Linked DNA regions of Homo sapiens: region 2 is linked to region 1. Evidence: chromatin loops called from intact Hi-C (ENCODE). Cell type or tissue: Calu3. All regions are shown on one strand.

The links. Peaks named below come from ENCODE experiments on the same cell type or tissue, not always from the same donor. Only the 100,000 strongest peaks of a DNase experiment are listed, where the experiment ranks them.
Region 2: a loop joins it to region 1, with 7 times the contacts of the local background. A loop is called at or near these places in 3 of 110 quality-filtered maps.

The regions. Positions count from the first base shown.
Region 1 is chr14:78,168,820-78,171,319 of GRCh38, reverse strand. NRXN3 (neurexin 3) reads right to left here and starts at 947. Exons shown (of 21, transcript NM_001330195.2): 1 at 646-947. In Calu3, no CTCF peak of the experiment used is centred here; a DNase peak (open chromatin) is centred at 949.
Region 2 is chr14:78,835,875-78,838,374 of GRCh38, reverse strand. The region is part of intron 10 of NRXN3 (neurexin 3); the gene reads right to left. Among named protein-coding and RNA genes, the nearest start is that of NRXN3-AS2, 130 kb to the right of the region's middle. In Calu3, a CTCF peak has its summit at 1,369 (motif pointing right); a DNase peak (open chromatin) is centred at 1,354.

The DNA.
Region 1 (2,500 bases):
CCTTCTCCAAGTATGCCCACCTTCACAAGACAGGAGTCCAACCTGAATTTTTAGACTCTAGGACCACCTCCTCACACCCCCTCAAAAAAAAAAAAAAAAAGCACACACACACTCACATACACGTCAATTCCTCAACAGCTAGGGAAATCCCTGTCTCAATTCAATTTTGTTTTCTTGTGATCCTCAGAGTGTCCTTTCTGTTTCTCATTTTAACCAGCCCAAATAAATAAATGAATAAATGAGGGGGGAAGTGACTACAAAATGTCAAAAAAAAAGTATCTGCCCAAAATGAAGTGATGAGCACACATCATTTCAGACTAACAATTCAAGCAAATAGGAGAAAGACTCAAAAAAAAAAAAAAAAAAAGAAGAAGAAGATAAAAATCTAAAACATTCTCTGACTTTTCCAACATCTGGAGGAAAAGGACCCAACTTCCAGGAGAAACTGAAGGAAAAGAAAGGCAGTTGAAAAGCCATTTCCACAGTCAGCCAAGGCTCATGGATACAGTATTCAAAAAAGAAAATCTAGGTTGGTTGCTCCCAACTGAAAACTTCTACCCTCTCAGGAGCAACCTCTTCCCAGAACGGACAAGAACCTTGAGTTGTTTCATGCCCTGACTGCCTTCCTTTCCCCGCAAACCTTACCTTTCCAGTTGAACAGAAGATTTGGGATCTGTCTGTATGTCTGTTTGATGTTTAATCAACTGAGTTTGCTGGGTATGTTTCCTCTTTGGGTAGGTTCAAATTCCAGAATCTTTCTCTCTCCTTTTCCTTTCTCTCTGGGAGGGAGTGGCAGGGTAGAAGGGAGGGGTTGTTGGAGGTGCGAAAAGCAGGTCCTTGGTGGCTGGAGATGCCGAGGCTGAGAGAGGGGAGGACAGGTTGCCTCTCCCTCTCTGTGAGTTGCATGCAAGAGGCGATGTGTAGGGCTGAGCGCTGAGCCTGAGACTGCTGGAGGAGCCCAGGAATTTCACGCACTCCAGAGCCGGCCCCTCCCTCTCCCACACAGACCCCAGCATTTAAAGAGACAGACAGGCCGCCTGGCTCAGGGCTTCACCTCCTCCCTGACTGTTTTGCAAACAGCTGAGAAGATATCATGAGGGAGGGGCAGTTTGCAGCCCCCACAACTAAGAGGCAGTGTCTGAGCTCAGTTCTCCCCTTACTCCAGCCTGAGAGGAGAGTTCTTCCCTAGAATCAGAGTAGGAATTAATATAAAGACAAAATTCTTATTTACAGCTTCAGTAACCAAACCACTTCCCCACTGCTGAGGATGTGTGTGTCTCCTTGCAGACTGAGGGACTCTAACCTACAAGTGTGCCTCAGTTTCCCTGAGTAGTTGCTCTTCCTTGCAAAATCAGGGCAATCTTTGAGCATCTAGTGGAAGTCAGGGCTGTAACTAGGACACAAATCTATTCCTTCAACAAGCACTTTGAATGCCTGCTTAGGATGAAGCATACTGCAAGGGGCTGGGGACATAGAAATGAAAGTGACAAATGGGGCTTCCTCTCTCAGAGCCCCTAGCAGCAAAGACAGACCCAGGCACAGCCCATCCTATCCTAAGGGGCTGCCAGCTAAGGGTCAGAGGCCCGAATCAAGTGTTTTGGTGACTCAGGAAGATGGCTCTCTTTTGTGGCTTGCACTCTGAGCTCTGAGCCTAGACTGCACCCCTAAACCCTTGAAAATCCCTTGCCAGCCTTGACAAACTAGTTCATGTCTGTGGAAACGTTTCCCCAGTCAAACCTAAACAAGAGATGACAGTCGGTGGCACCCAATACAAAGGTTTTGCTCAGCATCAGGCCCTGGCACCTTATGTGAAAATGCAGCCCCAAACTCCTTTCTTCTCCAGCTCCCTTTTTAAGGGCTGCACTGGCATGTCCTCCCTTGGACCAGCACCAATCCACTAATAGCTGTTGAGCACTTACCATATGCCACTACGTGGGTCATCTCATTCAGTCCAGTGAGGTTTGTGCTATTTGACAGTTGAGATCCATTCCACAGTCTTAAAAGTTGAAGCTTTAGAGAGGGTGCCCAAGGTTACACAGCTGGAAGCTGCTAAGAATGAATTTGAACTCAAGTCTATCCCACTCCAGAGCCTGCCTGTTAGCCACAGTACTCTATTGCCTCCAGCCAAGGATGGTAGTTCTTATATTTCTGCCCTTTACTGGATGTTCTTGCAGCATCCTAGCACTTTCCTGACCCAGCAAACTTTAATAGCACATGTACCCGGCATCATGCTCATGAGAAACAAAATGAATCTATCAAGGTCTGAACCCCAAGGACTCCACTAAGCATTGGAGGAGGACAGAAATGTGTTTCTATAAAGCAAAGGGAAAATAATCATGAGAGCAATGTAAAGGAAGCTCTATGGGATTGTCGATAAGCAAGTGATTAATTGTGATTTGGAGGTGGGGGATATCAAGGCAAGCTTGGTGGACTAAAGTGGCATCTGGGCTGGGACTAGACGGACATATGCACTTCCATCATTACTAGCCTACTTTTCAGT
Region 2 (2,500 bases), 670 kb before region 1:
CTACTTCTACACAATAAAAAAATCTGTAGAAATTAATGTTACAAGAACGAGGTAATATTTTTAAGTGAGGTTGTTAGCCTACTTAATTAATCTTATCATAGATTTAAAAGCATAGAATGGTCTAAGATAGATTTTCTGAAGCACTGCTAAAATAAAGAAGTATTTTAAAGACTTTTTAAATGGAAGAACATTTGCTAGGGAAAGTAAAGAGCATTAAAGACTTGGTTGTAAAAAGTTCAGTATATTCCACAGATAGTAGAGTTAAAGGGGGGCAAAGAAGATTATACTATTTCTATTTTATCCTCCTTGGTGATCACTCCATAGCTGATAATCTAATAACAAAAATCTAATCTATATAATTAATATCTCATTTATAGGTAAAATAATTTGTTATCTAATATGGCTCAGTGAAAACTCTGTTTAGCATTCTCTGGGCTTCTAATATAGATTCATGCTGAGGTTCCAAGAGATCAACTTGAAAATATGCTCTCTAATCCAACATAAGGCTAAAAATTATGAAGGCAAGATTTTGCATCTACACCAATATGTTTTCTGGAACACTGTAATGTGGCATAACAACACGCAAAGGTGGCTTTTCACTAAAGATGGAAGCCCAAATAACTGATGTGCTTCAATACAAAATCGAATTAAGAACAAATTTGTGGAGGGGAACAGTCAAAGCCTGAGACCAGAAGAACCCACAGGCGACTTCCACCTGCTCTAGAAGTGGCAGGGACAGGCATGGGGGTGGGGAGCAGGGAACAACCAAGAACAAGTATTTCTCAAAGGACACTTGCTCTTTCCAAAAGGATCAGAGAAAAGTACCATATGAGAGCATTCTCCACTCAAATAGAAAACATTCTCAAAGAGAAAAAAAAAAAACCCACAAAAATAAAGAGGCAAAGGACTAGGGTGAAGCATTTTCAGGTTTCCTTCCATAAACTTGTTTGACAAATTCCAGGATCACTCACCAGGCCCAAAGTGGCCACTATTCACAGTTGGATCCAACATTAAATCCCCAAATCAATAAACATTTTAAAGCCAACAAAGAGGGCCTTAGACACAAGGTGGAGAGAGGTTTGTTTTCATTTTAACAGGAACTTGGCTGCTATTTCTAACCCAAAAGTAATTTGCTTCTGGACTGAAAGAGAGAGAGACTTTAGATTTAAGGATAGTAATGCTGTAATTCTTAATAAACTATTGCAAATCAAGCATTCTGAATAGGGCTCGATAGAGGTGCATTCACAATCTCACTTTTCATTCATACTGTAGCCTCTCACACTAATCTCCGCCCAACTCCCAGGCAAAAGTTTCTTAATTAAGGATGGGGGGTGGACAGTAGGTGGCGATGTGGGTTAACAAGTGAACTTGAACACTGCCTTCACAGACTCCAGCCTTCAAAGGAGGGAGCAACTGATACTCCTTGTGGCCACTCTAAGGCTCAATAGAATAGAAGGAAGTGTGGATCTTCTCCGGCTTGCAGCAAGAAAATGGCTGACCCTGGAACACTGTAGAACATCAGCCCATGTCTTCCCTACTCATAGTCTATTATCTCCTCAGGTATGCCAATGCTGAAAGTATTTAAATAAAGTAAATTGTCCTATTCACATCTCAACATGGATTATACATAAAAGTAATTGTGCAGCAAATTAAATGAAAATAACAATTACATGTCATGAAATAAACTAATACTAGAGCCCACTAAACTATCATGGAGGACACAGGTTATGCTGTTTTATTTTCCTTTCTTTCTGAGGGCTCCAAATTAGAGCACCATGTTATTAAAAAAATATACATTTAAAAGACTAGGGTTCCTGAGTTGTGGTCCACAGACGAGCTACATCAGAATTACTGCACATGCTTATGAAAATGTATATCAGTCCCAACTCAACCTACTGAATCAGATGTTCTGAGCATGGAGCTGAGGAAACTACACTTTGGCCAGCTTCTCATTTAGGCAATAAAATTGCTCTTTATATCTTATACTTCACTGAATAGCCTCCCAAGAAGGAGGTGAAAACCTTTTGAATAACAATATTTATAGTAAAGGCAGCAGCAAAAGCTGGGATTTATAAGGAGAAAGTTGTTTTTCTGTCTCCCCTTTCCCCATCATGGCAGATAATAGAATAAGTAACATTCTCTTTCCTTTTTTGCTTTCATGTTGTGTCTTGCCTGTTTCCTAAGTCTCTGTGTTCTGGAAAATTTAAACATCTTAACTGTTTCTAGTGCATATGATTTTAATATTTATGGGTTTTAGATGACGTAGACACATTTTGAAAGAGACCTTAAAAATTGATTCAGTGTATTCTGTGTGCCAGAGCAAGATAATAAGCTTGACAAATTATAGGGCACCCCCACAGTGCCCCTACACATAGTACATTGGGGGACAATCAGGATGCCAAAAACCCTGTAATTAGAGGTGTTGTGGCTGGAAGGAGTCTTGATTACAAAAGCCTGAGAGCCTGTGCAAGATCATTTCTTTTTCTAAGAGAGGATCACC